Regions from separate parts of the Homo sapiens genome. Here all the other regions are linked to region 1. A link is a loop called in an ENCODE intact Hi-C map of the cell type or tissue named here. Cell type or tissue: prostate gland. All regions are shown on one strand.

The links. Peaks named below come from ENCODE experiments on the same cell type or tissue, not always from the same donor. Only the 100,000 strongest peaks of a DNase experiment are listed, where the experiment ranks them.
Region 2: it touches region 1 in a loop (6-fold over the local background); 89 of 110 quality-filtered maps call a loop at or near these places.
Region 3: a loop joins it to region 1, with 5 times the contacts of the local background. A loop is called at or near these places in 52 of 110 quality-filtered maps.

Annotation. Positions count from the first base shown.
Region 1 is chr2:238,782,101-238,790,100 of GRCh38, reverse strand. No RefSeq gene overlaps it. Among named protein-coding and RNA genes, the nearest start is that of TWIST2, 62 kb to the left of the region's middle. RefSeq lists an enhancer at 6,110-6,613. In prostate gland, a CTCF peak has its summit at 4,914 (motif pointing right); a DNase peak (open chromatin) is centred at 4,900; H3K27ac peaks cover 369 bases.
Region 2 is chr2:238,367,217-238,375,216 of GRCh38, reverse strand. All of the region lies in intron 15 of TRAF3IP1 (TRAF3 interacting protein 1), which reads right to left. Among named protein-coding and RNA genes, the nearest start is that of TRAF3IP1, 51 kb to the right of the region's middle. RefSeq lists a silencer at 7,586-7,789. In prostate gland, CTCF peaks have their summits at 4,264 (motif pointing left) and 7,384 (motif pointing left); a DNase peak (open chromatin) is centred at 4,256; H3K27ac peaks cover 440 bases.
Region 3 is chr2:238,518,833-238,526,832 of GRCh38, reverse strand. All of the region lies in intron 2 of LINC01107 (long intergenic non-protein coding RNA 1107), which reads left to right. Among named protein-coding and RNA genes, the nearest start is that of LINC01107, 33 kb to the left of the region's middle. RefSeq lists an enhancer at 3,412-4,320. In prostate gland, a CTCF peak has its summit at 3,526 (motif pointing left); a DNase peak (open chromatin) is centred at 3,442; H3K27ac peaks cover 616 bases.

The DNA of each region.
Region 1 (8,000 bases):
TTTGGGGAGAATTCTCTCTTCTTTGAGTCTACATGTTCAACCCTTTTCTGAAACAGGAATAGGACTAATTGCTCTTGAGTGAAAGATTGTTGTGTATTTTGTCTCAGATCAGATGGATGAAAGTAAACAAAAGATACAATGTTTCCTTATACAGAGAAGTTGCCTCCTCAAAAAAAAAAAAAAAATCCCACAATCAGAATAAAGCATCAGGAATAAGACCACCATTTTGTTATAACACAACATTCCTCTGTATTAAATAATGACGGGTTTTATGTTTGTTACTGAGCAGAGTTTTTTTTTTAATTATTTCAAGAGCATGTCCTTTAGTGTTTATAACTGGGCTGACTGTGATATTAAACAGCCAGGAGGTGTTAGCAGCTGATTAAAGGAGGGAAAGGAGACCCTGCTAATTATACGGCAACCTTAGAATCGGTTTCTCCCGCTGAACTAGAGGACAAGCCACACACCTGCAGAACTTTACCAGCAGGAGCAGTGCTGGGACCCAACTCAGGCAACCAGCTCTGCTAATGAACCCAGAAAAAGCACACAAACTTGTTTTCCCTCCAAGACAGAGACAACACAGTGGGGTTTTCAGAAGTGTGTGGTGTGGAAGCAGCCAGGTGTAGCCACTGCACAAATGCAGTGGGAACACTCTCGTATGATAAAATCAAAGACGATGTCGCCTGCTTCCACATGACAGATCCAGGAAACTGCAGGATAGAATCACGCTCGTGTGCCTGGGCAGGGAGAGCTGGTTCACCCATGTCTGAACACTGGGACACCAGTTCTCCTCCAAACATCTTGGACTACTTAAATGCAAAGGTGAGTCTGGGTGTGGCTGAATTTGTGCATTGAATTTCTTTAACAGTAAATGTCAAGTGGAATACGGCATCAAGCTAGTTTCAGGAAACTTTCCACTCCAGTTATTTTGTTTTCTAATTATATGATATACTTTCTATCACAAGGCCCACTAGGATTTTTAAGTCTGATTTTTTTTAAAAAGTATTTATTATATAACAAGTTGATGGGCCAAGCACCTTCATTGTAGCACTGTGGCCATGCTTTTTAGAAAAGTGTTCTCCATTGCCATGATTGTGTTTGCATATCTATGCATAAATATGGGCAAAATGTTGCGTAAAGTTAAGCATGTACTAGAATTAGAGAAAAAAATTCTCAATTCTAGAAATGTTTGGAGACAGAATACTCTTTCCATTGCTAATTTAATGCAGGTTTTAAAAATGTTCTATAACTTTACAAAATTACAGATGGAAAAGATTTTTGTCCTTCTTCTTTATCTAGACAAATTCAGGAAAGCCCGGAGGCCTGGTATAGATGTTTCATCAAAAATTTCACCGTGCTGTGTCAGAAATCAGAAGACAGAATTTAGAACCATCCCGTTTCCTCTGCAGAAAGCTTTTCAAGAAGATACACTCGGAATTAGCAATATTTCCACCAAAATATGAAGTGTAAAGAGAGCCTTCAATAAAGCCACAGGTTTGATGTTTTTTCTTTTTAAAAGGAAAAAAACTAATTTAAAATTATTTTTAAAAGAAAAAAACCACAAGATAATGAAAATGAAGTTATACCTAGGCTGATATTGCATTTGCCAATATTTTACTCCCACTGTTTAATCATTTTAATAGTTGCATTTAAGAGTTTAGGATATTCAAACCTCACCCAGCTATAGCAAAAAAAAGAAAGCTGTGTGATTTAAGTAGTGTCCTTTTCTGCATAATTTTAAATTAGTTTTTATTTTTAATTAATTGTGAAATTGCTGGTGAGGCTTTGGTGCCTTCTTAACTGCTATAATGAACAAATTCATTTAAACTTCAATTTAGCAATCTACAGTTTTCTAAGAGCTCAAATAAATGAAAATTCAAACATAATTTTAAAAAAGGATTCCATTAACTACAAAAGGGTCTATATCAAGTTTATTAGAAAGTATGGAATTGCTACAAGAACACATTTTCAATTTTATAAATTAGTTTTCAGAGGCTTAAGCAGAACAACACATAGAGAGAAAAAGTAGAAGTTTGTTGGTTAAAAAAAAAAATCCCATTCTAATGAACCGAGGCTATAGCTTAAAACACAGCCAAAGCTTTAAAGCTTGGTCGTCCAGATTTCTGTGTGACCATTTTAACACAGGGCATCTCTAGTTCCCAATGGAAATATTTCTTTTCCGGCACTTTCATTTTCTGAAACAATTTACTGGAGTTTCATAAAAAGAGAATAACAGCTTTGTGTTTCATTGTTGAGGATTTTACTTCACTTTACATAACTTTTCCTCATTTCACTTAGTGGCTATTTGAGGAGCTTGACTGAACTCTAGGTAACCTCTTAGGTTATGCCTGCTGGATTTCAGGGACCTGGAGCTGCTGGTGCTGGCAGGCCAGTGGTGACTCGGGGTGCCTGTCTGACCGCCTAGGAGCTGGGACTGGGCTCTCTGCGTACATACAACTGCATGGGGGACAGGGGACTTCTGCCTTTGTTTGGACAAAGGATGCGGTAAGACCAGAGAAAAGGAAGGCTTTACCTGTGGCTCTTTGCACTTTTAATACTCTAGAAGGAAATAGTGAGTCTACTTTAATGGAAAATAGCGAATCTTTTGCAGGACTCAAAAAAGGAAGTTTGCTAAGAGCAAGGAAATGTGAAGGAGTTGGAGCGACAGCGTTAGAACATTTAATTTGGCTTTATGTTGTAATTATGACTTGCGGGAAGTGGCCTGGCGTGTATGAATGCTGTTGCTGGAAAGAGCACTTGAGCATCAGCGAAAATTCTGAAAGCTGTGTTTACAACGGACGCACACACAACAGAAAGCAAACCGTGGAGACGAGGGTTTTGGAAACGTGCCCTCCTCGGCATTCATTATAACCAATAATTAATTAAGAGATTTTTTAAAGTCCCTTCCTTGGCATCACGTTCCTCAGTGAGAATGCGGATGAGAAGTCAGAGGTGTTTGGGACATAAGTGCAAGTAGTTACGGGCAGGGTTTTTCAGTTTTGGTTTTTAAAGAGAATGAAAACGAAGTGGGGAGACAGCGGCACAGTGTGCGGTGCCCTGCCGGCCAGGCCACGCTTTCTCCACCCTGACTCCCACGTTCGCTCAACAGTATGAGAACTTCACGGTAACATGGAAGGGATCCCCGCACTCCCTCTAATGCTATTTCTGTTCGATGCGTTCTTTGGCTGCGAATTTGAGAACTGCCTTTTTGGCAAAGCCAGTGAGTTTTGTGTTTTCAGATCAACCGAAAGGACGTTGACTTTCAGGTTCCCGATCCTTCTGAATCCAATCCCAAATTTAAAACAGCATCCGATCCTGGCTACAGCCTGAGCTGGGCCCCAGGTCAGCCAAGCTTCCCAGGTGGAAAGGAAGGAATCCAGGTTGCCCAAGATGCTGTGGCCTGGGTGACAGTTACCAGCCTCCAGAGAGGCCTCAGCCTTCGGGGTGCCTTGCTCAGAGCAGGCACATACCTCTCACCGCAAGAGCCATCTGACCATGGTTACTCGACCCCTCCCCCAGAGTGAGTTCACTGTCCACCAGAGGGGACAGCTCCCACTGCCAGGCTTCGGTGAAACCACGTGGACTGTGGAAGCAACCCAGTGTCCACTGATGAATGAATGGAGAAACGAAAGGTGATTTATCCGTAGGGTGGGACAGCACCCGGCCTTGGAAAGGAAGGGAACATGGACGGCACCTAAGGATGTTCTGCTGAGTGAAACAACCAGCCACAAAAAGACGAACCTTGCACGATTCCACTCACATGAGGAAGCTAAGGGGTCAAAATCATAGAGACGGAAAGTAGGATTGCGGGTGCCAGGGCTGGGGGAGGAAACAGGGAGTTCGTGTTTCATGGGGGACAGAGTCTCATTTGGGAAGATGGAAAGTTCTGGAGCTGAATAGTGGTGACGGTTGCACAGCAGCGCAGATGTGCTTAATGCCACTGAAGTGTGCACTTAAAATGATAAAAATGGCAAATTTTATGTTATGTATGTTTCACCACAATAAAAAAGGGAATAGCATTTTTCTTGTCAAATGGGGCTGGTGGTAGCTGCTCTGTAGCCTCATAAAGAAGTTCCTAAGTTTTTTTTTTATTTCCTTTTTTTAAATTTGGGTTTAAAACTGCTGTTTCCTTTTTCACTGTGGTAAAATATACATAACATAAAATTTACCATTTGAACCATAAGTTAGCCCAGGCCCTGCTTCTGGCCCCTGCTCTTCCTGAGTCCTGGTTGGTGCCCCCTTCATCCGTCCATACTTGCCACAAGCCCCTCTTGTCCGGTCCTGGGCACAGAGGTCCTGGTGGAAGAGACAGTCCCTGCCCAAGAACAGGGAAGGACATAGATGGGAGAAGGGACCCACTGCCCAGGGGACCAGCACCAGAGCTCAGCTCTCGGGCTCCCTGCGTGGCCCTGGCCTCTCGACCTCGCTGGACTCAGTCTCCTGACGTCTCCAGTGAAGAGCTGGAGTGGTGAGTCCCAGAGCCACTTCCGGCATGGGACAGAGGCCTGTACCTCAACACCAGCGATTTGCTGTGTGATCTTAGGCAAGTCAATATGTGTCTCTGGGACATACAGTGAGTTGTCTAAGATCACACAAACCCCCCACCACTTTAAAAAAAAAAATGGAGGGGATTTGATCAAGATCATGTCAGGATCCTTTCCAGTTTGGACATCCTGTGATTTTGGAATCTTCACCCACAGTTCTGAGCTTTTAAAAAATCCACATTTGTGTTATTTCCTTGTGATAGGGGAGAATAGCCCTGATGTCAGATCTCACTTGCTTATAGTGCTGTGTGCGTGCACATGTGAATAAAGGAATGTTCAGAAACGCTTTTCCTAACAGAGAACCTGTTCCCCGGGGCCAAGCGCAGAGTCCGTGTAACTTGCCTTTGAAGTGTGTCACCTGCTGCGTGACCACAAGAGGGCGGTGCATGCAATGGATTTTGTCAGCACGCGGGGGCCAGAGCTCACAACTTTAATTTGAGAGTTTTTCTTCCCTGGAGTCTCTTGCAGGGTCTTTCTCTGGGAGGCTCAATGCCTCCCGCATCTTCTTCAACAGGCTGAACACACATGTGGAAGCAGCTGAAGAACTGAGACTACTTAAAAGCAGAATATTTTGTAATCACCAAATAGAATCCATTTCGTAATAAAACTGGCTACAAAATATTTTAGGGTTCAGTATGATACATCACAAAGTAATTTAGGCAAGGAAGCACACCAGGCTTAAAAATCAAACGTGGCACCCTGCAGGTTTGCAGCCATGCCTCCAGCAGGCGGGTCGGGTTGGCGAGTTTCTAAACTTTGAGGAGGGAAGGCTGGGTGGCCAGGCTCCATCCAGAGCCTCTTGGCTCACTGTGCCGCCAGCAGTGTAATTGCATCCTGGTGTGACCCACAGGCTGTATCTACAACACTGCGCTGGTGAAGCAATGCTGTTACTAGATTTGAAAACAGGCAAAATGGCTCTGAAAGGAGAGAAAAATGGAAAAGCTCCTTTCCCCAACATTCCACTCCTCTGTCTTCATGGCCTCTGCGTTGGTCCAGCCAGAGGGATTATTTGAGTCCTGTGTCCCAGCCCACCTTTCCCTGGCTTAATGGTGCAGCCACACCTCTGGTTGAGAATACACGCCTGTGTAACTCATTGATTCTGATCTCCTTCATGCTCAGCACCTGCTTCCTTTAGCATCCCCAATGCAAGCGCTTCGAAGCCCATGCTGACAGCCTGGTCATATATCCTTTGGCCCCTCTGCATAAGTAGGAGAGGGGAGAGCTCCTCCTAAAAGTGCTGTGCCCTTAGTAACTGACTATTATTGAATTAGAATGGTGGAGTGAGGAGTTCCTCTCTGCCAGGCACTGTCCTAGGATTTGCATTTGTGAAGAATCACTTGCTTTCCAATTGACTTTGTAACTTTATTTGTGATTGGTTTTCAATGGCAGCCAACATTTCTTCTTTAACTTCCTCTATCTCTCGCTTTTTCTTCCTATGGTCATCTAAACACCTTGAAAAGATGAAGACATCATATATGAAAGTTAAGGCACCATGGGTCATGCATCTTTTAACTATAATTTTGTCCTGGGATCTGCTACCGACTGGTGCTATCAGTAGTCGATAGCACAGTGCTAGAGCAGAGAAGAAAGACTCCACACAGCTGGGATTAGAGACAAATTTGTTACATTCACACTTCAACCCAAGTTTGTCAGACACGTGTCTAAACGACCCATGAATTATTTATTAAGCAAACATTTATTAAAAGCCTACATTGTGCAAAACGAAGTCACTGAGCCTTAAGGATGTGATATGAATTAATTCAACAGGTTCCTTGGCCTCAAAACTATCACCGTGAGAAACAAGACACATATACAGATGTGTGTGAAGAGAGCAGTGACACTTCTTCAGCTGGTGACAAATGCCTTCAGCGCCCTTTGTTACTCCCAGTTAAGTTCATTTGCTCATCCGTTCATGTAATCTACGCGCATGCAGTTTCCACTGAATGTCAGGTGCCATGTCAGGCATGGGGGTGTTGAGATGAGGAAGGCTGACCTAGTGCAGATGGACTGAGTGTAAGGTGCCATGTCAGGCATGGGGGTGTTGAGATGAGGAAGGCCGACCTAGTGCAGTTGGACTGAGTGTCAGGTGCCATGTCAGGCATGGGGGCGTTGAGATGAGGAAGGCCGACCTAGTGCAGATGGACTGAGTGTCAGGTGCCATGTCAGGCATGGGGGCGTTGAGATGAGGAAGGCCGACCTAGTGCAGATGGACTGAGTGTCAGGTGCCATGTCTGGCATGGAGGCGTTGAGATAAGGAAGGCTGACCTAGTGTAGATGGACTGAATGTCAGGTGCCATGTCAGGCATGGGGGCATTGAGATGAGGAAGGCCAACCTAGCGCAGATGGAGAGAACCACAGCACAAAGACTTTGTCACAGACCAAATTTACCCTCCATAGGAAACAAAAACACACAAAAAGCAGACCAAATATGAAAAACAACGGTCTTCCGAACACTGGAAGGAGGCAGTGAAGGACAGTGATCCCTGTGGGATGGGAAGGAAACCATTGAGCCCTATGGTAGCCCAATGCACTGCCTTGAGTTTTCAGGCCACAGAACAAGAAGGAGGCATCTCCTCCACTCAGGCAGAGCCCAGCAGACTCTCTGAGTTGGGAAGATAGAGATTTCGGGGAGACCAGTGCAACTACCCTTGGCAGGGCAGAGTCCCAGAGAGGAGAGAATCCAGAGATCTGCAGAGGCTCACCTTCAGGATTGGCGGGTGTGTGTGAGGAAACTGCCCAAGACCGAGCAAAGAATCACCTTAAAGATGAAAGGAAATAATGCCTGGCACTCACATCGGTCTGCAAATAGCACCTGTGCCCACATGACAAACTGGAAATCTCAGAGGACATCGGGTGGCGTATCAGTACTTGCCTGAGTATTGGAGAATAAGTACCCTTAGTGTAAACGAGGTTCCGGTTCCACCTAACAAACTTCAAAAGTAAGATCCAAGAGGATCAAGAAACTCAGTCGCATCCCAGAACAAACCTCAAGAATATGTGCAGATATACAAAAACACCCAGCACCCAACGAGATGAAATTCTCAATATCTGGCATCCAATCAAAGATTACCAGGCAGATAAAGAAACAGAAAAATATGTCCTATAATAAGGAGAAAAATCAATCAAAACAGACCCAGAACTGATGCAGATGTTAGAATTAGCAGACAAAGAAATAAAAGTTACCATAACTGTATTCCATATGTTTTAAAAGTGGAGTAAAGATGTGGAAGATATAAAAAGGACAAATTAAAGTTTTAAAGATGAAAACTATAATGGCTGAAATGAAAAACACACTGGATGGATTCATGGCAGGTTACACGTTACAGAATAAAATATTAGTGAACTTGAAGACACGGTAATAGAAGCTCTCCGAAATGAAACATAGAGGGGAAAAAAGTCATTTTTTCTTTTTGAGAAGAAGTTGGGCCAAGTTTCTTCTTTTTAAGTTTTGTTTTT
Region 2 (8,000 bases), 410 kb after region 1:
CACAATTAAAAGAATGAGAGAAGCAAGAGCAAACAAATTCAAAAGCTAGAAGGAGGCAAGAAATAACTAAGACCAGGGCAGAACTGAAGGAGATAGAGACACAAAAAGACCTTCAGAAAATCAATGAATCCAGGAGCTGGTTTTTTGAAAAGATCAACAAAACTGATAGACCGCTAGCAAGACTAATAAAGAAGAAAAGAGAGAAGAATCAAATAGATGCAATAAAAAATGATAAAGGAGATATCACCAGCAATCCCACAGAAATACAAACTACCATCAGAGAATACTATAAACACCTCTACACAAATAAACTAGAAAATCTAGAAAAAATAGATAAATTCCTGGACACATACACCCTCCCAAGACTAAACCAGAAAGAAGCTGAATATATGAATAGACCAATAACAGGCTCTGAAATTAAGGCAATAATTAATAGCCTACCAACCAAAAACAGTCCAGGACCAGACGGATTCAGAGCCAAATTCTACCAGAGGTACAAAGAGGAGCTGGTACCGTTCCTTCTGAAACTATTCCAATCAACAGAAAAAGAGGGAATCCTCCCTAACTCATTTTATGAGGCCAACATCATCCTGATACCAAAGTCTGGTAGAGACACAACAAAAAAAGAGAGTTTTAGACCAATATCCGTGATGAACATTGATGTGAAAATCCTCAATAAAATACTGGCAAACCAAATCCAGCAGCACATCAAAAAAAAGCTTATCCACCATGGTCAAGTTGGCTTCATCCCTGGGATGCAAGGCTGGTTCAACACACACAAATCAATAAACGTAATCCATCACATAAACAGAACCGACAAAAACCACGATTATCTCAATAAATGCAGAAAAGGCCTTCGACCAAACTCGACAGCCCTTCATGCTAAAAACTCTCAATAAACTAGGTATTGATGGAACGTATCTCAAAATAATTAGAGCTATTTATGACAAACCCACAGCCAATATCATACTGAATGGGCAAAAACTGGAAGCATTCCCTTTGAAAACCAGCACAAGACAAGGATGCCCTCTCTCACCACTCCTATTCAACACAGTGTTGGAAGTTCCGGCCAGGGCAATCAGGCAAGAGAAAGAAATAAAGGGTATTCAATTAGGAAATGAGGAAGTCAAATTGTCCCTGTTTGCAGATGACATGATGGTATATTTAGAAAACCCCATTGTCTCAGCCCAAAATATCCTTAAGCTGATTAAGCAATTTCAGCAAAGTCTCAGGATACAAAATCAATGTGCAAAAATCAGAAGAATTCCTATACACCATTAACAGACAGAGAGCCAAATCATGAGTGAACTCCCATTCACAATTGCTACAAAGAGAATAAAATACCTAGGAATCCAACTTACAAAGGATGCGAAGGACCTCTTCAAGGAGAACTACAAACCACTGCTCAACTAAATAAAAGAAGACACAAACAAATGGAAGAATATTCCATGCTCATGGATAGGAAGAATCAATATCGTGAAAATGGCCATACTGCCCAAAGTAATTTATAGATTCAATGCCATCCCCATCAAGCTACCAAAGACTTTCTTCACAGAATTGGAAAAAACTACTCTAAAGTTCATATGGAACCAAAAAAGAGCCCGCATTGCCAAGACGATCCTAAGCAAAAAGAACAAAGCTGGAGGCATCACGCTACCTGACTTCAAACTATACTACAAGGCTACAGTAACCAAAACAGCATGGTACTGGTACCACAACAGAGATGTAGACCAATGGAACAGAACAGAGGCCTCAGAAATAACACCACACATCTACAACCATCTGATCTTTGACAAACCTGACAAAAACAAGAAATGGGGAAAGGATTCCCTATTTAATAAATGGTGCTGGGAAAACTGGCTAGCCATATGTAGAAAGCTGAAACTGGATCCCTTCCTTATACCATATACAAAAATTAATTCAAGATGGATTAAAGACTTAAATGTTAGACCTAACACCATAAAAACCCTAGAAGAAAACCTAGGCAATACCATTCAGGACATAGGCATGGGCAAGGACTTCATGACTAAAACACCAAAAGCAATGGCAACAAAAGCCAAAATACACAAACGGGATCTAATTAAACTAAAGAGTTTCTGCATGGCAAAAGAAACTACCATCAGAGTGAACAGGCAACCTACAGAATGGGAGAAAATTTTTACAATGTACCCATCTGACAAAGGGCTAATATCCAGAATCTACAAAGAACTTAAACAAATTTACAAGAAAAAAACAAACAACCCCATCAAAAAGTGGGCAAAGGATATGAACAGACACTTCTCAAAAGAAGACATCTATGCAGCCAACAGACACGTGAAAAAATGCTCATCATCACTGGTCATCAGAAAAATGCAAATCAAAACCACCATGAGATACCATCTCACGCCAGTTAGAATGGCAGTCATTAAAAAGTCAGGAAACAACAGATGCTGGAGAGGATGTGGAGAAATAGGAATGCTTTTACACTGTTGGTGACAATGTAAATTAGTTCAGCCGTTGTGGAAGACAGTGTGGTTATTCCTCAAGGATGTAGAACTAGAATTACCATTTGACCCAGCAATCCCATTACTGGGTATATACCCAAAGGATTATAAATCATTCTGCTATAAAGACACATGGACATGTACGTTTATTATGGCACTACTCACAATAGCAAAGACTTGGAACCAACCCAAATGTCCATCAATGATAGACTGGGTAAAGAAAATGTGGCACATATACACCATGGAATACTATGCAGCTATAAAAAAGGGATGAGTTCATGTCCTTTGCAGGGACATGGATGAAGCTGGAAACCATCATTCTAAGCAAACTATCACAAGGACAGAAAACCAAACACCACATGTTCTCACTCATAAGTGGGAGTTGAACAATGAGAACACATGGACACAGGGCAGGGAACATCACACACCGGGGCCTGTCGGGGGGCAGAGGGCTGGGGGAGGGATAGCATTAGGAGAAACACCTAATGTAAATGACGAGTTGATGGGTGCAGCAAACCAACATGGCACATGTATACCTATGTAACAAACCTGCACATTGTGCACATGTACCCTAGAACTTAAAGTATAATAAAAATGAAAAAGAAAGTGGAGAAAAAAACTTTTAAATGAATGTTACTTTAATGTGATTTTACTTCCCTTGACTCCCTCAACCCTACCATCTATTATTATTATGTTATTCTTCCACAAAACTATTTTTTCAAGAACTAGTTTAGGGATTTTGCATTCAATTCTGTAGTTATACTCAATTCTATATGCTTAATCAGTTTCAATAATCAATTTTAATTCATTTCACCTATACCAATGCTGCCCAATAGAAATATGCAAGCCATATACGTAATTTAATATTTTCTACTAGTTTCACTTTAAAAGTAAAAAGAAACAGATGAAATTAGTTTCAATAAATTTTATTTAATGTGATATATACAAAATCATTTCAACATGTAATCAATATAATAATTTCTAATGAGATAGTTTATATTCTTCTTTTCCAACACCATATTTGAAATCTGGTGTGTGTTTTATACTTAGGATATATTTCAGTTGGGATTCGTCAGTTTTCTAATACCCCCACCACATGGGCGAGTGGCCACTGCGCTGGTCATCCCAGGCCCACACTCAGGCTTTCCTTAGGCTTAGGTTTGGAAGAATATAAGAACAATCTTTTTTTGAGCTCTTGCATTATCTGGATGTGTCTTCCACTGTTTTTATGTATGAAATGACAATCTAGCTAAATAGTAAGAATCTTGGGTCAGTTTCTTTCTCTCCAAATGTTGAAGCAACTGTTCCTTTTTCTTCTGGCATTTAGGGCCACAGAGAAGTCTACAGCAAATCTGACTTTGGTTCTTTTCAAAAGAACCTATTTTTTCTTGATGTACAATATACTTGTAGGATTGTTTTTGGTTGTTCCCCCCACCAAAAAAAACAAAAACAAACCGAAAAAAACACCTGATCTCAACAATACTGCCAATATTGTGAGTTTCCTTTTTACCTGGCACATGAAAGCCCTTTTCAAGTGCAGACTCATAGAAGGTCAAGCTTCACGCTCTTTACGAAAAGTACAAAGCACCTCTAAAAAACAGACTTTCAATGTCGCATTAACTGAGATCAGAAAGCTAGTAAACTTCGTTCTTATCACATTTTACTCAGAAATCTATATTACTGTCCAAACGACAAATGTCCAAATTGTGGCAGAAAACCACATTACAAGAGAACTATGCCCGCTCCCTAGCACTCAGAGGCCTCGTGATGGGCTTAAAGCACCCCCTGGTGTTAGCATGGGGCTCACCAGAGGCTACAGCATGAAAAATGTCCGTAATTCCCCTAAATGCACATAGCTTCGTTTTTCACCTCTGGCAAGTGCTTCCCCACATTTTATCATTCATTCCCTTCCACTTCCCCCTTTCTCTTCTAACTTCTGTTCAACTGGCGATGAAATTCATCTCTTCAACAGTTGATGACATGCACTTAACGTCCACTGCTATGCTAGCCACGAGAGGGAGATGAGAGGCACTGGTCTTCACCTTATGAGATGCCCATTCCAGGGGAAAGTCAGTAACTGATCTTCCCTCCTGAGCCATTTGGTCCTGAAGCCATGAAGTGGGCAATGCCAGGGAAGCATGTACACTAGGCTGGGGGTGGGAGAGCCCGGGGTAGGGAGAATGGAGGCAGGAGCCCAGCACAGGAGGGAGAGGGCACCCACACGGCCAGGGAGACCAGGTAGGGAGGGCACAGACATTTGCACACACACATGTACACACACATACACAGACATGCACATACACATATATCACAGACATAGCCATGCATATATACACATGTACACATGCATGCAGACATGCACACGTATACATGTATACACTCAGACACGCACACATACGCATACACAGACATGCACAATACAGACATAAACATACACACATGCACACACAGACACAGACATTCACATAGACATGCACACACATATATACACATGCACACTTACAGACACACATACACGTTCACATATATACACACATACATACAGACATGCACACACGCATATATAACAAACACAGACACATACATTTTCCCCCTCTAGCTCTGTTCACTGAGATGACCTGAGAGCTGAACCTCCAAAAGTGGCAAACACTCCATTCTCCAATCAAAGGACCCAGGTCTCCTGGGGAAATGGCTGATTCTGGGGCTGGAGCAGGGAAAGAACAGGATGAGCCAGAAAGCAAGGAACAGCTCAAAGAATGCTGGGCGCAGGCTGAAAGGACACAAAGCCAGCTTGAAGGAGCTCTCCAGAGCCAAATCTGAGGCCATCTGCGCATGAAAATCATGGCAGTAAGAGATTACAGCCCACAGAGTCCAAGTGGAAGGCACAAGCCCATAATGATACAAACAAATGATTAAACTTAGTGAAGCACAGGGTACTTCGATTGTACAAAGTACTTCCTCCAAAATGCTAGTAATTACAAAGAGAAAAGGAGCGGCTTGACTGCAGAGAAGCTGGCAGACAGCATCCACATCGAGAGGCCACGGAGAGCGTCTGCAGTCAGGAACAATCTGAAACCTTGAACCACTCAGCAAGACGCAGCAAAGGCAGCACAGCCTCGTTTCTGGAAGGTTTCGGCCCAGGATGCAAAGTCTGACTCTAATCACAAGGAAACACCACACAAACCCAAACCGGGGGCCAGTCAGGAAAATAGCTGTACTGTTCAAAACTGTCAAGGCCAAATCAAGGGAAGAGCACAGACTGTTTGAGACTGAAAGAAACTTACAAAACACCTAACTCATTCTGGACTGGATGCTTCTGCAACAAAAAGCAGCAGAGCCAGAAAGCTCCCGCATGGAAGACAGTGGAACGCGCTCCACTTTTAATATCACTACCATTAATCTCTGAAGGCTCTGAAGTTCCCAAAAGTGTCTTTCACAAGTGAATGCTTTGCCTGCTTCTAAACCCGCTTTTCTTAGAAAGCTAATTTCAAAATTGTTAAAAATATATATTTACTTTAATTGCTTGGTTATTACTATTAAAATAACAGCATTATTTTCTATCATTTTTTACTGTAAATGAACTCTACTTGTACAAAGTACTTTTATTGTAGTACAATAAAAGCTTTGTTAAGCTACCTAGAAACCCAGTCAGAACCCAAAATACTAATATACAGAAATTACTCCCAAGTTTTAAAAACTAACATGGTGCATCATGTAAGAGTATAGACACAGTGTATTTTATTTACAAAGTATTTATCAATGGCCAGGCGCAGTGGCTCACGCTTGTAATCCCAGCACTTTGGGAGGCCGAGGCGGGTGGATCGCCTGAGGTCAGGAGTTCAAGACCAACCTGGCCAACATGGTGAAACTCTGTCTCTACTAAAAATAAAAAAAAATTAGCTGGACATGGTGGCAGGCGCCTGTAATCTCAGCTACTAGGAAGGCTGAGGCAGGAAAATCACTTGAACCTGGGAGGCAGAGGGTGCAGTGAGCCGAGATCACGCCATTGCACTCCAGCCTGGGCAACAAGAGTGAAACTCCGTCTCAAAAAAAAATTATTAATAACAATATCTAAAATAAATGTATTTCTACTTTATTTTCATTTTTTTTCTTTAAGGGATTTAAGAATATTCCTGAAAATATAAAACTTACATAGAGCAAAGCCTGGTATAATACAAGCCCTTCACTAAGTGAATGTCAGTCCTGCCCTCTGTGACAAGTATTGTAAGTATTATCAAGAGGCTTTATTAGTTTAAAAGGGGTCACATCTGGGGATGGAGGAAGTCTACTGGCCAGAAGAAACCGTACGGAGATTTCAATCAGAAAAACCTTAATAACAGTCCAATATGAAAAATTATATATGCATCACTGCTATAAATAGGAAATCGAAGCATTTTAATGCCAAGAATCTTAGTGTTTCTTTACTCTAAAATATCCCCTATAATCCATACCCTGGAGAAAAGTAATAAAGTTGTGCCATTGTTTCGTCCATTTCAGCCCTCCTGAGCCTGCTTTACCCACATTAAATTAAAAACTCAATAAAACCTAATTCATTCAGCCAAGTCCTGTTCCTCTAGTGATAGCTCTTCACTGGAAGCTGCTTTTCAGGTCAGAAACAGACAGCAAGGAATAATAGATGGGAACTAGAAAAATACATGTGTGTCTCACAACAGTAAGCACAAGTGAATATGTTTTGGAAAGGACAAAAATACTAACTAACACTTTTTAAAAACACAAATTTCCCTTTTTTTTTTCAAAGGGAAGCTGAAGAAATATGGAATTTAAGGATTAAAATAATTCTCGAAATAAGTTGCTCCAAAAAAAGCAGCTCAACGCGCCCACCCCGCACTGAGACAGGGAGGCACAGGCTCCGGGCCTGGGGCATGCTGGAGCCGCGGTGCTGCTCCCTCCTGTGGTCAGAACCTGTACTTTGGGGCTAGATAAGAGTTTGGATCCAGGCTCTGGAGTGCAAGGCCTTGGGCAAGGGACTGAGACTCTCCTAAGCCTCAATTTCCTCAGCAGTGAGTTGTGGTGCAGGTGCAGGAGGCCATGCGTGGGAAGCCCTGCACAGAGAGGGCTCGGTGGCGCAGGCTCTCGGTCCCACCGCGGTCTCTCCCGTGTCCCACAGTCTCTCTGAGAAAGCTCAGTCCCACGAGGAGCAAGAGCTGTCACAGCCACCACCACATGCTAAGGGGACCCCAGCCCATGCTGAGCGTGCACCAAAGGCCCAAGCCCACTCGCTCAGCTAGGTCGTTTCTAAACCATTCCTTTCAAGGCCTAATGACTAACAGATTTTAACAATTTCATGATGTCTCACTGGGTAGCTTCTGAAGTCTTCACACCTCTTCAAACTAGTGAGATCCACATCTTCAGTCTTCTGTTGCAGGGCGCTGAGGCTTCTGAAACTTGTGCCACATCCCCTTTGATTTCTCTACTTACTGCTCTCCAGATACCTCCTACACTTCTCTCCACTGAGCTGGGGCATTGTTTAGTAGTCAATGTGACTAAATTCTATTT
Region 3 (8,000 bases), 260 kb after region 1:
CCAAAGTTTTCCTGAGAAAGGTCAAGGGGACTTGCCAAGCCCACCTGATGGACAAAAATTGAGAGCAGAAGAGGGCAGAGCCCATCGGCCCCTGAAAATCTCCAGCTCCAGGACCAAGAAGCAGAGTCCTGGAGGCACCATCCCTCATGCCAGGACATCGCTTGAGACTGTTGAGAGGCACAAGCCCAGAGGCTGGGCGCGATGGCTTACACCTGTAATCCCAGCACTATGGGAGGCCGAGATGGGCAGATCACGAGGTCAGGAGATCGAGACCATCCTGGCTAACACAGTGAAACCCCATCTCTACCAAAAATACAAAAAAAAAAAAAATTAGCCAGGTGTGGTGGCACGCACCTGCAGTCCCAGCTACTCCGTAGGCTGAGGCAGGAGAATAGTTTGAACCCGGGAAGCAGAGGTTGCCCTGAGCCAAGATCATAGCACTGCACTCCAGCCTGGATGACAGAGCAAGACTCCATCTCAAAAAAAAAAAAAAAAAAAAGAGAGAGAGAAAGAGGCACAAGCCCAAATCAGACCCGCACTGCTCTCCGGCGCCTTCCAGACACTGATAGAGGCCTGGGCCATGGTCCACGCGGGGGACTGAGCGTGGCAAGAGCAGCTGCAGGTGCAGCCATTGTTGGCCAGTATCCCAGGAAACCCCATGCTGGCAGCCCACAAAGCCATGGACTGACGACTTCCCTTTTCAAGATCAGCTGTGTCTTCTCTTCCTCAGGCCACCACTCTTTCCAATAACAGGGTAGAAAAAAACCCTTGATTTAAAAAAAGGCAACAGGACATGCTGGGCAAGTTAAATCACTTAATATTTCAAAATATTATTCAACCACAATAATTGTAGCTGTCTAAGAGAATCTGCATTTGTGTGGTTCCTTAAACTGTACTCTTTTTTTAATATAATTTTTTTTGAGACAAGGTCTCACTATGTTACCCAGGCTGGTCTGAAACCTCTGGGCTCAAACGATCTTCCCCCCTCGGCCTCCCAGAGCACTGGAATGACAGGCATGAGCCACCACGCCCAGCCAAATTGTAGCCTTTCTTCCTGTCTTTAAAATTCACTTGACTTCCCATTCAAAATGGCAGACTGAAGCGTTTACATCTTCTGCCACAAATCCCATTAAATTAACAAAGTAAGTATGGAACTATGAACATATTTCCTAGAGCACTAGAAATAGAGAATGTTGCCTAATTCTGGAGGATGTAAGTAGAACCTATCACACCGACGCCAGAACAAAACGGAGGGAGAAGCCAAGGGCAGCACCGGCGTGGGACGGGCTTTCCCTGAGGAGCCTCAGCAACAACTCATGCGTGGCAACATTTGTGACTTTCAGCAGGAAGGGGCATGGGACTGTGATGGGGCTCACAGCAGACCTCCTGGGACCTCTAGAATAGATATAGAGAGCTTGGCTGAACCACCCACCCTGCCCCCGACCAGGCTTCAGCTAGCGACAGCTCCCTAAGTCATGGGGTGACCTGCCTGGGAGCCATAGTAAGAACCTGCGGCCACAGAAAGACACACGGAGTGCCCGGTCACCAGCTTGACAAAGGAAGGAAACAAAGGCTTGGGAGGGTGCAAAGTCACCCCAGGATAAAGCCTCCTAGGACATCCTAACATCCAGGATATTCCAGTAATTTTGCTTAGTAAAAAGTGACCCAAGAATTGCAGTTCAGGAACCAGGGGATCCCACAGGGCCAACCTCTCCCTTGGCCCCACGGAGCTATTGGCTGAACAAGCACAAGCCCCAAGCTCCATTCTACGCAAGGGGAAACACATCCTGCTCCTTGGAGGAGCCTGAAAATGTACAATGTGTCCAGCGGAGCCCAGGGCAACTCCAGTCCACGAGGCTCGAGTGGTACCGATGAGCCAGGTGTCAGCCCTCACTTCCTTCCCCTTCCCCTGGCAGAAGCACCTTAGAGATAGGGCAAACTGATCACTTGTGCCCAACAAATGAAGGCCAATGGGTGGCCTGAGCCCACAGTCAGCACCGCCCAGGAGCCTGGACAGCCAGCTTCTGGGGTTCACACACCCGCTCAGGAGAGAGGGCATGCGTGCCCATCGGTTCTGCCCGCCTGCCCCTGGGGGCTGCACCATGACCAACTCCAGCCTCCCGGGTCATCTGTCACTCCAGCCATCCAAAAGAACTGCCAAGAAAGGGGAGCTTCAGCCAGCTCTTGAGGTGGGAAGTGACGGGTTCCAAATTGCCTTTTAGGAAAATATGCACCAAGAAAGGATTGGACCAGGCTGGATAATTCCTTTGCTTGGGATCTCAGGGGATGAGGGGTTCGGGAAAGCCCGAGTTGTCAGGGAGGTGCAGATTCGAATCTCAGCACTGACTCTGACAAGCTGTGTGACTTCAAACAACAACCCACCCGCTTTCTGTCCAACAGGGACGGAAACGCCACCTGGCCAGGCCCTTCAGGGATGTGACCGCAGTGGGCCCAGCCTGGGGCAAATGCTGTGAGATGGCACCACATCATGTTGGCATGGGCTGCAGCCCCTCGTGAACATTTCCTTTTGGTCCTTGTTAGCTGGTGCCTTTGGGTGAGTTTCATGGTGGTGTCTCATGGTGAGTATCAAGCACGGCAGCAGGGAGCCCCCTCCACCCGCCCCACTCCCCCAGGACTCCAGGCTCCCCTCTCACCAGTTGTACAGAGAAGACGTCAGCCCACAGAACCATGTGCTGTGTAAGCTCCTCACTGCAAACACCCCCAAAGGTCAGAGACCAGGGGACCCACAGGAGAGTGAGAGGCCTCCGCCTCTGAGGTCAGGCCTCTGACCATGGCCGTGGGTGCTGTGATGCCCTGCATGGCTCTCCTCCCCCGGGAGGCCCGCCCGGCTCAGCTCTGTCTATGGGGAAGGCCACAGAGCTCCGGGGGCTGGCTTTCCTCAGCCCCGAGTAATTACAGACATGTGTCTGCACATGTCACTGGTCAGACTCCCACGACCCCGCAGTAGATCCTCATTAACCCGGGGACTTGAGGACTCTGAGAGGAGCAAGGGGCCGAGAGGAGAGAGGGAGACCTGGGCGCTGGCAGGGATGGGGAACCTGCAGAGAGGCCCAGACGTCCTGTGCCCATGCTGATGGGCAAGGTATGCCACCTGCCCCGCGAATGACGAAGCGGGAGCCTGCCGCGGGACCAGGGACGGGCGCGGGGAGCCTGAGCAGAGCAGGTTGGGGAGCCACAGCGAAGAGTTTATGAGCCGGCGTCCAGCCCCTCCCCTCTCCCTCCTGAGCACGGCTATTAAACTCCTTCTGGCCTCCAGATGCGCAGTCTGCAAGCTAGTTCCCTTTTGTTATTTCAAGCTCAGGGCCTTGATCTTTTGCCACTTTGGAAGAAGCGGAGAAACAAAGGGATCTGGTGCTGTTGCTTAATAGCGCGGCTGGCTTGGCCCCACCGGGCCGGCATGTGTCTGATGCTCTGTGCTGTCACTGCAGAGCCATCCCTTTGATGGGAGCAAGGCAGGGACCCGGCCCAGGAGCCCTCTGAGAGCCGCTCAGCAGCTCCCTCTCCTGTTCCCGCAGGCCTTCACCTCATGCATGGGTAGCCGGCCCACTGTCTTCTCCTCACCGCTTAAGAGTGGCCGCTTAGAGACAAGAAGTAGATAATGCAGAGCGCTTGGGGTCCCCAACGGATTGGAGCACAGTGCAACCAGTCACCAGGGCTGCTGGGCCCTCAACTGCACTTCACTCAAGCTGAAGGTGCAGCGTCCCCCGCAGGTCGTGTTAGCCCCCTACCCTCCTGCAGCATGTCAGGAAGAGCACTGAACTAGGAGTCTGAAGGCCTGCGTTCCAGTTGCCTGCATGCCCCGGGGCAGGCTGAACCTCTGCTTGCCTGGTTGGCTTCTGTGGCACTGGCTCTGAATTCAGGGCTGGGCCCAGATGGGGACGCAGCAGACACTTGCTGAATGATGAAAATCCCAGCTCTGCCATGAGGAGCCATGTGACCGGGGCCAGTTCCTTTTATTCTTCATTCTCTCCCTCCTGTATTTACACACCCCATAAGAACCCTGATCACCTGCTCCATGCCAGACAGTAAATGGATGCCACCCCTGCCCTCAATTGTCATTAGTGTAACAAGGGCTGTGACAGAGACCCTGATGGAAGGACACTGGGGTGCCCACCAGAGGGAGGAATGGGCGTCAGGATGGCAGCTTCCCAGGCTGACACCCACCTGAGCCCAAAGGATGGAGGGAGTTTCTCAAGTGAAGGAAAAAGGAAGACCAGTTAAGGCAGAGGATGAAGCCTGGGGGTACCTGGAGACACAAGAGATTGAGGACATTTGGGGACCACTCAGGAGCCCGTGTGGCTAGAGCGAAAACCTCAAAGAGGCAGAAAAGAAGATTTACTAAAGGGGACTGTACATCCCCCTGAGAGCCCAGGAGCCATGCAGGGCAGACAGTAGGGAGGGGACCCACCTGCAAAGTGTGAGAGGCTGACCGGCCAGTTGGGGGGCTGCAGGCAGCAGCTAGTGCAGAGGCTGCTGTACCCCAAAATGGGAGGGGGGCCACAGCCGAAGAGGAGGGGGAGGCAGCTCTGAGAAGAACGGGGAAGAACAGTCACCAGGACCTGGGACTGCACACCCCTGAGCAGGTGGTGGCATGCGGGCCCCTCCAGACAAGGTGCCTGGCAGGAACATGAGTGCCATCTGGGAGGGGCTTTGCTTTGGAAGCACTTAGTTTACCATGACTGAAACAGGTGGCAGGAATGACCAGGCAGAGGGCAGGCGGATACAGCCAGCTGGTGTCAGACGTCAGGAGGGCCGTCTGGGCCAAAGGCAGGGGAGGAGGCCACAGCAAATGTGGGGAAGCAGAGCCTGGAAATGGAGGGACCCAGGGCAGCCTCCACACTCAAGGGCCAGGCTGCAAAGTGGAAAGGTCCGCAGAATGCCAGGATAAGGTCTTCGAGACTGGCGTGGCCCATCCTGGGGAAACAGCGTCACCTGTCCCCCTGCTGCTACTGTGGGAGGGGAAGGTCTCAAGATACACGACCACAGGCTCCCACCACGGAAACACTCTTGCCCACACCGTGCTCCTGCAAACCCGCTCCTCACCCCACATTGTCCCAGGCCTGAGGGTGCAGGCTGTGGCCACATTTTCCCGAGCCACAGGCCTGTGCAGTGGGATCCACAGAAAAAGCCTTTCCAGATGCCTTTGGTTTGCACAAGGTGCTGCCACTCTCAGATCAAGGGGGACAAAGCCCTGGGCTGGGAGTGAAAGGCCTGAGCCAAGTCTGACTCTGCCTCTGGTACACCAGTGACCATATCTTTCAGCCTCATTCACTCTGCTGGATGTTAACACACATGAGCACACCCACAAAGGGCTGGTGCAAGTATCAGTTGGGTATGGAAAGGAATGCTTTGTTCATTGTTAAAATAACATGAACATTAAGGATGTTAAGAATGTTTAAGTTCATCATCACCACCACCATCACTATCATCACCACTACCATCACTATCATAATCACATCACCATCACTGTTACCATCACCAACACCATCACTGTCACCATCACCAACACCATCACTCTCACCATCACCATCACCATCACCACCATCATCGCCATCACTATCACCATCACCTTCATCACCACCACCATCACCATTACCATCATCATCACCAACACCATCATCACCACCATCGCTATCATCACAACCACTGTCATCACCACCACCATCACTATTACCACCACCATCACCACCATCACCATCACTGTCACCATCACCATCACCACCATCACCATCATCACTGCCATCACCACCATCACCATCACCACCATCACTATTACCACCATCACCATCACCACCATCACCATCACTGTCACCATCACCATCACCACCATCACCATCACCACCATAATCACCATCACCACCACCATCACATCACCACCATAATCACCATCACCACCATCATCACCGTCACTTTCACTGTCACCATCACCATCATCATCACTGCCATCACCACCATCACCATCACCACCATCATCACCATCACCACCACCATCATTACTACCATCATCACTATCATCACAACCACCATCACTATTATCACCACCACCATCACTGTCATCACTATAATCACCATCACTGCCATCATCACCATCATTATCACCATCATCACCATCACCACCATCACCACCACCATCACCACCACCATCATCACTATCATCACAACCACCATCACCACTACCACCATCATTATTACCACCATCATCACCATCACCATCATCACCATCACCACCATCACCATCATCACCATGACCGTCACCATCACCATCACCACCATAATCACAATCACATCACCTTCATCACCATCACCACCATCATCACCATCACCATCACCACCACTGTCACCATCACCACCATAATCACCATCACCACCACATCACTGTCATCACCATCACCATCACCACCATAACCATCATCACTCTCAAGTGGTCTTCCTGTGACAGAGAACATGCAACTCTCTGAGTCAGCCCATCTCATTTATGGACAGTTTTGCTAATAGCTATTTGCTTCTTTTGTTTGTTTGTTTGTTTGTTTCCATTGTAATTCGCCTTCCCATCTATATGGTCTGTTGGGTGTTGCTAGAATGGGTGTTGGATAATTTATTATTTAAAAAAAAAACAGGTTTCTTTAGCCCATGGTTGTACAGGCTGGGAAGTTCCGGGGAATGGCAAGCTTCCCCCACCTCTCTCTGGGAGTCACAGCAAGGAGACCCTGCCTCCCTTCTCCCCCTGTGATCAGGGTGCAGGGCGGTGTGACACAAAGTCCCTGCTTTGTGTCTTTTCAAACACAGAATAGAGAAGGGGGAGCAAGTGTGCTGGAGCTCCAGGCCTGGCTATATTATTTAGACTTGTATCAACTTGGCCATGTCATTTAGCTTGTCTGAGCCTGAGTTTCCCCAAATGGTTATGTTGAGAATTAAAGGAGGCCATATGACTACCTGGTACACAGCCTCACCCCCAAGAAGAGCCTAAAAATGTGTATATCCCTGTGAATTCCACTGAGGGAGGGCAGGTTCCAAGGAGGAGGACCACAGGGAGAGCAGTGCCTGCTGCTGGGGTCGCCTCTGTGGCCCAGGGTTGCCGGTGGCTGGGCCCCCAGACGGCAGGGTCACAGGTGAGTGAGAGTTCTGTGAGGTGGGGTGGGTGGGACCCCTGGGACCGGTCAAACCTGGCCTGAGTAAAGCCTCCCCACAAGCTTTTGCCAGGGGCCCAGCCAACCCTCACTGGGTGCCAAGCCAGGCCTCTTGAAATGGCAGCAAGGAAAGACTCATTCAAGGTAAGAAGGAAAGCCAGGGCTAAGAGACAGCGGCCCCAGCATGCAAAAGGCAGGGTATACAGGTGCCTGGCCAGCTGGCTTCCAGTCCAGGCCACATCACTAAGCACCAACAGACTGACATACCCACCCTGGGCCTTGGCTTCTCGGCCTTTAACAGCAAGGCCAGACCAGCACTGCCCATGTACCAGAAGTAGCGTGTGCACGCACGTGTGAGGAGGTGTGTGCACAAACCTCCAGGGAGGGGCTCTGTGATCTCCAACAGATCACCAGGGACCCAGCACTGAAAACTGAACACAGACTCCAGTGGTAGATAATCCCCAAGAACCTCCAGGTTTAGTGGCCCAACCACCACGGCCGGTGCAGAGTCCCTGGGTGGGAGGGGGGTGAGGGGGCACCTCCAGAGAGCAGATCCAACCCCTGAGCAGCAGGGTCTCCACAGGACGGTAAGAACACCCCAACTTCTCCTTTGCTCCCTCTGGATAAGAAAGGCTACAGGATCTTTGTCCAAATAGCACAACGAGGCCAAGGGTGGAGATGAAAGCGCTGAGTTGGCATTGCAGGAATAGTTCCTGATAGGCCGGATCTCAAAGTTGGATGTTTGATTGATGAATTCCTCTGTGTAAAAATAAATAGCAAGACGACCCAGCTCTCCACAAAGAGCAGAGTGGGAGGAGGAGCTGCAATGTGCCCCCCACATGACGAGCCCAG